Linked DNA regions of Homo sapiens: region 1 is linked to region 2. Evidence: chromatin loops called from intact Hi-C (ENCODE). Cell type or tissue: heart left ventricle. All regions are shown on one strand. Links, peaks and the distances in the headings refer to the core of each region. The heading gives the core; the rest is flanking DNA. Region 1 has its middle 8.0 kb from the start of MRPL17. Region 2 has its middle 11 kb from the start of SMPD1.

Region 1 (5,385 bases), core at 232-5,231, 300 kb after region 2:
GACTCAAATTGACATTTTCAACACTCTGTTCCTCTGGATTTTGAGACAGCAGTGTTCTAGTTGTAGTGCTCCTTTTCAATCCCCTAAGAGGGCTACTCTCTCTTTCTCTGTCTTTCTGTCTCTCTCTCTCTCTCTCTCTGGCCTTTGTATGTTGGCTCTATGCTAGGACTCTTTTTTTTCTCCCCCTATATTTCCTGTCTGAGAAATCTCATCTAAACCAATTGCTCCATTTCCCATGTATGTGCGTATGACTCTCAAGTTTGAATTGCTAGCTTACCTCTATCCTCTGAGCTCCAGAACAATTGTTAACAAGACAGTTCCTTAACACGAGTATATTTACAACCAAGTTCATCACTGTAACTCCTGATCTACTTCCCCTCTTACTTATCCTCATTCTCTGTGAATATGTGAATAGAATTTCTCTACCCAACTACCCAAACAGAAACCTGGTGTTATCCTCGACTCTTAATTTCTCCTCCACCTCATGTAATCACATACAATGTGTCTAGCCTATTCTACCTTTTCTATGGCTGTTTGTTCTGTCAGCTTCTCTAGGTTTTCCCTGTTTTTGGCCTAATCTGGGTTTCCAACTCCACTTAGACTCCTTAACTAGCTTCCTATTTGGTTTACCAGCTTCTAATCTTTTTTTTTTTATTTTTATTTTTTTATCAGCTTCTAATCTTGTCCCTCTCACCTATCTTACAGTCTGATGCAAGAATGATCTTTCTGAAATGTTAATCTTATCCCTCTTTTCTCCATTTAAAAATACTGGTGGCTTCCCTTAGTCTTCAGGATAAAATCCAAACACTTTATCATATCTTACAGGGTCCTTTGTAACCTGGTCTTGCCTGGCTTTCCAGCTTCTCTTCCTTTACTTTTTCCTCAAATCTTAAATCCCTGCTGTGCCAAATTAATTGGAATTTCTCAACCACTCTATACCATTTCATAATTCAATGCATCTACAGATCTTGCTGCATGGAATGCCCTCCAAACTAATTTCTTTCCCCAATGCTTGATGAGTTCCTAATCATTCTTCAAGATTCAGCCCTAGCATTGTTTATTTTGAGAAGTTCTGCATGGACCACTTCCTTTCTTGGTACTCCAGTAGGCCTCAGGTGCAACCATGTTCATAGTATCTGTTTTACTATGTTGTACTTATTTATGATCTGTCTCTCTAACTGGTCTTTTGGGCCTTTGAGGGGTCATTCCAATATTTCAAAGCATAGTGCTTTGGAGGGAGAAATATGCTTGCTAAGTTAACTGATTAATTATTGAGTGCCTCCTATGACAAAGAAGACACAAGCTGGGTACTGTGATGAATTTTGCAGGTTCCCTTTCCTCTCTTAAAAAATTCTCAGTCTCCTTCAAAAGTTCTCTATCCTGTCTGTTCCCTACTGCCTGACCTCAGCCTCCTCTTGCTCTACATATATACTCTGAGTCACTCTATCCATTTATTTAGCTTTAATTGCTGACAACTCCCAAATTTGTTCTTCCAGCAAAAACCTCTTTCTCAAGCTCCAGATGCTTCCAGGCATCTCAAATGCAGCACATATGAAACTGAACTATCTTCTTTTTCTTTTTATTCCTTCTGGGATAAAAGGAGAAGTAATTGTAGGAAAGGTTATGAAACCATTTTACGGAAAAGTAGTTAGAAATTAAGCCAGGACAATGTCATTAAGTCTTCAGTGACATCCCTAGGTACAGCTTTTGTGTTTTCATCTCCTTTTGTGTTTTCAAGTGAATAGCAGAAAAACCCTTTAATGGTGTGCTTCCTGTACTGGGCTACACAGTGGTGTACCAAGGTATATATGAAACCACAGTGTAAACAAGGCTTGTCTTCCCAAGACATCAATTTTGATAGAAAATTGTGTGTGTTCATGTGTGTGTGTGTGTCTGTGTGTAATGTACAATATTTAACTTGTGAGAATTAAAAATCTTATTTTTCTATTAAACAGATATGTTGTGGAACAGAATGCAAAAATGTCAGAAAAGTTTAGTTCTTTCCTGGAAATGTAAGCACACAAACCATTTCTATTATTAAGATATCTCAGATTTAACTACCAAATTTAAGGCTGGGCTCAGTGGCTCACGCCTGTGATCCCAGTACTTTGGGAGGCCGAGGCGGGTGGATCACCTGAGATCAGGAGTTTAAGACCAGCCTGACCAACATGGTGAAACACCGCCTCTACTAAAAATACAAAAATTAGCCAGGCCTGGTAGCAGGCACCTATAATCCCAGCTACTTGGGAGGCTGAGGCAGGAGAATTGCCTCAAAAAACGAAAACGAAAACAAAACGAAAACATCAATAACTAACAAATTTATATCCCAGAAACTAAAGGAGAGCTACACTATGCCCATGCATTTAAGAGCACAGAGAGGAAAGCCTTAAGGGTACAGATATTACCCAGGCATGAACAATAGGGAATCAGCTTTGCAGGAAGTTCTTTTTTAGATGAAGAAGGAGGAAACAGGAGAAGGGAGGAGTCAGTGAGTCCAAAAGACAGAGCTAAGCAGAAGAACTCAGTATAACACATTGATTCATTCAACAGACATTTATAGATGTCTATTTTGCCTCATGTTCTTTACAGGGTGGTGGGAAAAGTGAATTAGACGTGTTTGTGCTCTTAAGTAGTTCACTGTTTAGTAATGAGTGCTGAACAATATAATTATACCGTTGTTGTAATGAAGAATGTACAATGTAAAACTGGACTGCAAAAGAAAATAAAGAAAACAGTCCTGTTTATAATAGCATTAAAAAGAATAAAATCTTAAGAATAAATTTAACCAAGGAGGTGAAAAATCTACATACACACACACACACAAAGATCTATACACTTGTATACATATGTAACAAACCTGCATGTTGTGCACATGTACCCTAAAACTTAAAGTATAAAAAAAAAAAGATCTATACACTGAAAACTATGAGGTGCCAATGAAAGAAACTGAAAAAGAACAAATAGCTGGAAATACATCCCATGTTTATGGATTGGAAGAATTAATAATATTAAAATGTCCATGTTACCCAAAGTGATCTACACATTCAATTCAATCCCTATGAAAATTCCATGGCATTTTTCATAGATGTAGAAAAAAGTCCTAAAATTAGTACAGGACAACAAAAGACTACAAATAGAATAAATAATCTTGATAAAGAACAAAACTGGAGGCATCACCTTTGCTGATTTCAAACTACATTCAAAGTTACAGTAATCAAAACATTATGTACCATACTGTTTTGCATGTACAACTTAAACATAGACACACAGACCAATAAAACAGGATAGAGAACTCAGAAATAAACCCATGCATGTATGGTCATGTGGTCAACTGATCTTTTTTTCTTTTTTTTTAATAGGGTCTTGCTGTGTCGCCCAGATTGGAGTGCAGAGGCACAATCTTGGCTCACTGCAGCCCTGACTTCCCGGGCTCAAGTGATCTTCCCATCTCAGCCTCCTGAGGAGCTGGGACTACAAGCACACACCACCACATTCAGCTAATTTTCTTGATTTTTTTTTGTAGAGATGAGGTCTCCGGATGTTGCCCAGCCTGGTTTCAAACTCTTGTGCTCAAGTGATCCTCCTGCCCCTGCCTCTCAAGGTGCTGGGGTTACAGGTGCGAGCCACCATGCCCAACTGGTCAACTAATCTTTGATGAGGCACCAAGAATACACAATGAGGAACAAAAATCCCTTCAATAAATAGTATTGGGAAAACTGGATAGACATATGCAAAATGACAAAAATGGACTTTTGTATTACACCATATAAAAATGAATTTGGAATGGATTCAAGACTTAAATGTAAGATGTGAAACTGTAAAACTCTTAGAAGAAAACATAGGGGAACAGCTCCTTGACATTGGCCTTGGCAATGATTTTTCAGATATGACACGAAAAGCATAGGCAAACAAAATAAAAATAAACAAGTTGTACCACATCAAACTAAAAGGCTCTGTACATCAAAGGAAACAACAAAATGAAAAGGTAACTTACCGAATGGGAGAAAATATTTGCAAACCATATCTGATAAGGGGCTGATATCCAAAATATATAAGGAACTCACACAACTCAATAGCAAGAAAACACAAAAAATCTGATTTGAAAATAGGTAAAGGATCTGAATAGATATTTTTCTAAAGAAGAAATACATGAAAAAGTGTTCAGCACCACTAATCATCAGAGAAATGTAAATCAAAACCATAATGAGAGATCATCCTACACTTGTTAGCATGGCTGTTATAAAAAAAGATAAGGGATGACAAGTGTTGGTGAGGATGTGGAGAAAGGGGAACACTTGTACACTCTTGGTGGGAATGTAAATTGGTACAGCCACTATGGGAAACAGTAGTATGAAGGTTCTTCAAAAAATTAAAAATAGAACTACCCTATGATCCAGCAATACCACTTCTGGGAAACAAAATCAGGATCCTGAAGAGAGATATCTGCATTCCCATGTTCACTGCAGCCTTATTTACAATAGCCAAGATACAGAAACAATCTAAGTGTCTGTCGACACATAAATAGATAAAGAGAATGTGGTATATTTATATACAATGGAATTGTATTTAGCCATAAAAAAGGAAATCCTGCTATTCATGACAACGTGGATAAACCAGAAGAACATTATGCTAAATGAGTCAGTTAGACACAGAAAGAAAATTACGTATGAGCTCATTTATATTTGAAATGTAAAAACATTGAACTCATAGAAACAGAGTAGAACAGTCATTGCCAGGGTCTGAGGTATGAGGGAAATAGAGATGTTGATCAAAGGGTCTAAACTTTCAGTTATAAGATGAACAAGTTCTGGAGATCTAATGTACAGCATACGTGGTGATGGATGTGTTAACTAAAAAAAAAAAAAAAAGAAATTGGATCATTGGAATAGTGCTGAGTTTTGCTTGGGTAATTCTGTCAACACTTTACAAAAAACGCAACCTTTCAGCTTTTGGCTAGTCTTGGAAAATTTATAGGTGTTTTCTATCTGTGGATTGGTTAGAAATATTCCAGAAAATTGGAATATAAAATGTGTGGGAAATGAATTAGAAATATGCTCACATTCTTGACAATCATTATAAGCATTTAAGTTCTGGAAGAGGAAGGAGACCATTTCTTTTGCTTGGTATACTCAGTAGTGTAGCTTAACCCTATCTCTACATGTGGTACCATGTTTATTGTTTGTAAAGCTCAGCCAGAGAGTTGAATATGGCATGGATGTAGCTTACTCCTCCTTATTTAATGAACATATATTGAGCACCTATTTTGTATCAGGCCTTATGATAGAGTTATCAAGAATGAGTCCCAATCTCTGGCTTCAGCAGTTTGGCTGAATGAAGGGATCAGTTAAGTAGACAGGCAACTAGTTAGGTGTATGCCCACAGGAT
Region 2 (5,385 bases), core at 292-5,291:
TTCAAGTTCTAGCCATGGAAATAAGGGTAAAAATGTCTTGTGCAACTTCTAGGAAGTGTCCTTAAAGGGAAGGGCTCTGTTCTTTTTCCTGCTGGCAAGAGTGTAGAGATGATGGCTGGAGCATGAGCCACAAGGTGAAAGCCACATTTTGGGGATGGTGAGCAAGATCAAAGCAGCCTGGTTTCCTGCTCATCATATCGTTGTCATGCAAGTCCTGGATGGGCTATGTCTATGTGAGGGAGGAATAAATGCCGACCTCCTTTAAAGCTGCTGTTATTTTCAGTTTTTTGTCACTGATGACATAACTTAATATTAACTAGGAGAGGGCCAGGTGAGGTGGCTCACGCCTGTAATCTCAGCACTTTGGGAGGCCGAGGCAGGTGGATCACCTGAGGTCAGGAGTTTGAGACCAGTCTGGCCAATATGGTGAAACCCCATCTCTACTAAAAATACAAAAATCAGCCAGGCGTAGTGGTGCGTGCCTGTAGTCCCAGCTACTCAGAAGGCTGAGGCAGGAGAATCGCTTGAGCCTGGGTGGCAGAGGTTGCAGTGAGCCGAGATTATGGCACTGTACTCCAGCCTGGGTGACAGAGCGAAACTCCATCTCAAAAAAAAAAAAAAAAAAAAAAATTAACTAAGAGAAGGGGAATAGCTAATATAATCAGATCCCTGAGAGATAGAACAATATAAAAGTATCAGCCCTTTGTAAGAGGGATGCTTCATCTGCTGGGAACTGGGCTCAACTACTTGCTAGCTGTGTGATCTTAGGCAAGCTATGTAACTTCTCTGCACCTGTATTTCATCATCTGTAAAATATTAGGATATAACAGAGGGGGAAAGGGAGAGGATGGGTACAGATGCAAGCAGGGTTTTAATTTGTTGTAACAAAGACAAGGGAATGTCTCTCTGGATGGCTTCTAAATTATCTGTAAAATAGAAGGCAAAATCAGTAAGAGTGGGTGGTGTGAGGACAGAGGATGCAGAGATATGAAAAGATCTACAAAGCAATGAAAAAGTTAGAAAAAGTAGAAAAAGAGCAAGCTCACTAGAGAAACACGGAAAAATTGCCAGGCAGCACTGAGGGACCATGTGAGTCTGGGGATCATGAATTTATCATTATATCACTTTTTCTTTTTTTCTTTTCTTTTTTTTTTTGAGACGGAGTCGCGCTCTGTCGCCCAGGCTGGAGTGCAGTGGCTCGATCTCGGCTCACTGCAAGCTCCGCCTCCTGAGTTCACGCCATTCTCCTGCCTCAGCCTCCTGAGTAGCTGGGACCACAGGCGCCCACCACCACGCCTGGCTAATATTTTGTATTTTTAGTAGAGATGGGGTTTCGCCGTGTTAGCCAGGATGGTCTCGATCCCCTGACATCGTGATCCACCCGCCTTGGCCTCCCAAAGCGCTGGGATTACAGGCGTGAGCCACCGCGCCCGGCCTTATATCACTTTTTCTAGCTATAGAATTTGCTGTAACAATTTCAGCTACTCTGGTTCAGAAGAAGAAAATGAAAGTAATTGGGATCATTTGAGACTGGAGTTCAGCCAGATGAAAATGACAGAGGAGAGGGGAACACAGGAGCTGAGCATATCTGCAAAGGAATTACTATAATGTTAGATTATAAAGTATTATTTTAAACAGACAGGAAGCCAGGAGCAGGTGGGTAAACAGAGAGAAAAGGAAGATAGACTGGATGCATTGATGAAGTCAGAGAGCTATTGCATTGGGGGTGGTGCCCATCCACCACACCACCCATGCACTCATGTGCACACAAATGTGCATGCACAACCATATATATTGGTTTCCTAGTTCAATTTCTGTTTGGAAGCTGAAAAATATCCTCCCAAGGATTAGCTTCTTCAGAGAATAGAGATGGTAAAGAAAAAAAAATGTAAAACTGTCTAGGTTTCAGGACTAGATTTCACCCTTGTTCAGCCTACCCAAGTACAGGGCTGAGACACTTCCTTCCACATTACACTCCCCTTCCTGTGTGTCAAAGATCTGACTGCTTCAGTGGAGCTTACAAGTATCCTGAGTCGTTTTAAGTGAATGTCCACATGAGACAGTGTGGTTGGAGTGTGGCAATATCTCAGGACACAGAGAGGTGACCTTCATCCTATATAAGATGTAGGTAGCTGCGGATGGAAAGCCTTCTCCCAGGAACGACTGGAAGATCATCTGTCAACACTGGTGACATTGGGTGCTCACGTGACTGTTGACAGGAGGTCTGCAGGGGACAGCTTCTATGTTGCTTCCTCATGCTGGCTGATGGGGTGAGGCAAGTATGTTATTCTTGCCCCTATCCTCTCCTGAGCTGGAGTCTTCTGTAGGGCAGGGCTTTTCCTACTAACAGGTATATCCCCAGCTTCTTGGTCTGGGCCTGACACAGAACAGTGTGTGTGTTGGCGGCGGTGGGTGGGAATAAATGGATGATTTCCTGACAATAGATGGAGCTAAGTTATTGTCATTAAGTAAATACTCCCTACGTCTTCCACAGGGCGGGGTGGCGAAGGGCAGTTTTTAACATTTAACTTTTCCTTCAGCCTCCACCTCACTGTAACCATAGATTTCCTCTCTCCTGTCAATGGACAGTGTGGATAAGGCATGGAAAACTGGGGAGAGTTATCAGCTAGACCTCATTAAATCAATGATAGTCAATACAGATACAGCATCTACTATGTATAAGGTGGTAGATTCTGTATAGTTGGTAATGAAATATAAGATGCAACTTTAAAAGTTTGCATCAGATACTAAAAGTCTTCCTCTGTCACATCTATTAATCTAAGTACTGTCTCATTGTAACTTCACAACCTTATATTATCTATTATCTTCATGTCACACAGAAAGAAATTGAAGCTCAAAAAGTGATGTGCTTTGTCCAGGTCACACAACTAATAAGTGGCAGAACAAAGATTCTAATCCAGATAGCTTGAATTTAAATTGCAGCCCCTACTATTGGGGGTTCTACATACACTGCGTTGGAATTGCCTGTCAAGAAAAATTTCTTCTGGATTTGAGCTCTTAAAGGTATAGATTACTAGCTTTCCAGTAATCCCTAAAATTTCCACAAGAGGGAGACCTTTCCCCATCAGTGCTGGGCTGCTGTCTGGAATTTCGAATTCAATTTGCAGTTTCACAGACAGCTCAAGAATTGGCTGGCCACTTGAACAGAATTTGTATAGGTTTCCTTTTTTTTTATTTTTAATTTTTTTTGAGACAGAGTTTCACTCTTGTTGCCCAGGCTGGAGTGCAATGGTCTGATCTCAGCTTACTGCAACCTCCGCCTCCCAAGTTCAAGCAATTCTCCTGCCTCAGCCTCCGGAGTAGCTGGGATTACAGGCATGCACCACCACGCCCGGCTAATTTTGTATTTTTAGTAGAGACGGGGTTTCTCCATATTGAGGCTGGTCTCGAACTCCTGATCTCAGGTGATCCGCCCACCTAGGCCTCCCAAAGTGCTGGGATTACAGGCGTGAGCCACCGTGCTCAGCTGTTTGTACAGGTTTCCTGACACAACAAAATGTAAGTACCCTAAGCGAATGTCTGCTTAAATTAACCCAGATTAACTAAGAAGTTATCTGTCCCAACCAAGCAGCCCATTTTGTCCCTCTGCCAATCACTCTCCAAGCCAGGGACTCAGTTCGCCACTGAGGCAGAGGCTGTATAACTTTAGATCTTTAAACACCAGCCTTGCTCTCCCTTCCCCAAGTTCTAGTCATTATCCAATAGCCTAGAAGCCTGCACAATAGGTTTCAGAAGTTCTAAAACCCAGAGAAAGTCAAGAATAAGGTTGTCTCACCTTTCCCACTACCAGCCCTGCAGAAAACTTTGTTCATAATGAATTTTCCCACCTCCTAGGCCTCAACCACTATCCAAGGGCTTACAGAGACAGTGTCTGAGCAACAGGTACGGAATCCTATCATGTCGTACCAGGAACCACTTTTCAGCAAAAGAGGTGTAAAGCGGGCACATGACTTTTGTGTCCACTGGTCACATTACAGCCGACCACCCAGAAACTGCCAGCCTAACACAGTGATAGAATCAGCTGTAGATGCACAGCTGAAGCACAAACATGGAAGTAATTCCTAGAGAGGAGGAGGTGCCACCTTCTAGCATGCAGTATACACTTTAAACCAACAACCTGGTGTTCTGTTCCCAAAAGGTAAAACACATGGGTTCAGAACCAAAGAGAGAAAGCAGGCGTGGCTCTGTTCGCCATCACTCCCAGGAATCTACTTGGGAAATTTGTGCTTTCTGCCCCTACAACTCTAGGCTCTGCTGCTTTAGAGGCTCTGATTCCCAATGGGGAAATGTGTCCAGCAGGTGAATGGGTTATGGTTGTTGCCTAGGAACTCTGGGCTCCTGCGTGCAGGGGCCAGCAGGCAAGAAGAGGCATGATCATGGTGGCTGTAGCGTTGATCCTGATTGTCATTGTTGATCCTGATAATACAACTGTTACAAAATGGAGACATGGGGGAATATGCTTGGCATCCAGCTGGCCCACTTGGGTGCCTCTTGGTAGTCCCTGCCCTATTTTGATGGTAAAAAGACAAGTGCAGGAGCATGGCTTGAGGAGAGCATGGATAGTGAGGCTCAGACCCCCCAGGGAGAAAGTTTGCATTACACCATCAGGTAAGCCACTGAAATCAGCAGAGGTGCTCTCTAAGGGTGAAGGAAAGCTAAAATGGATAAAAGAGGAAAATGATGAGTATCAGTTGCTGTCCTGAGAGAGGCTTCAGAGAGCTATAATTCTTTCCACTATCTTTCTTCTAATTTCCACCATGAAGAGAGACTCATTAGTCATTAGTATGCTAGAGGAGCTGTTCCAGACTTCTGTGAAATGAATCCAAGTGGCACAAGAGGTAGTCTGTGGTGGACACTGTGATGTGCCACCTGACCTGCCTTCAGGAACAAAGGGCTTATTCCCCCATGTAGACCAAAAATAAAATTCTAAGCTCCCCCAACCAACTGACAGAGTCCCCTCTCTCCCAAAGACATTCCAAACTAAACCAGAAAATCTAGTTCAGGCCATGATTGAAAGTGGGGATTGGACATGCCTCATCATACTCTTCTCTCTCAGAATTGGGAACAAGTGACGAGCATTAACATTTAAAAAGATCTGGCCGGGTGCAGTGGCTCACGCCTGTAATCCCAGCACTTTGGGAGGCCGAGGCAGGTGGATCATGAGGTCAGGAGTTCAAGACTAGCCTGGCCAACATGGTTAAACCCCGTCTCTACTAAAAATACAAAAATTAGCTGGGCGTGGGGGCAGGTGCCTGCAATCCCAGCTATTTGGGAGGCTGAGGCAGAGAATTGCTTGAACCTGGGAGGCGAAGGTTGCAGTGAGCCGAGATCGCACCACTGCACTCCAGCCTGGGCGAGAGAGCA

The links. Peaks named below come from ENCODE experiments on the same cell type or tissue, not always from the same donor. Only the 100,000 strongest peaks of a DNase experiment are listed, where the experiment ranks them.
Region 1: it touches region 2 in a loop (2.6-fold over the local background); 29 of 110 quality-filtered maps call a loop at or near these places.

The regions. Positions count from the first base shown.
Region 1 is chr11:6,672,615-6,677,999 of GRCh38, forward strand. No RefSeq gene overlaps it. Among named protein-coding and RNA genes, the nearest start is that of MRPL17, 8.0 kb to the right of the region's middle. RefSeq lists an enhancer at 1,173-1,222. In heart left ventricle, for the core only: no CTCF peak of the experiment used is centred there; no DNase peak of the experiment used is centred there; H3K27ac peaks cover 754 bases.
Region 2 is chr11:6,376,373-6,381,757 of GRCh38, forward strand. No RefSeq gene overlaps it. Among named protein-coding and RNA genes, the nearest start is that of SMPD1, 11 kb to the right of the region's middle. In heart left ventricle, for the core only: a CTCF peak has its summit at 3,074 (motif pointing right); no DNase peak of the experiment used is centred there; H3K27ac peaks cover 1,322 bases.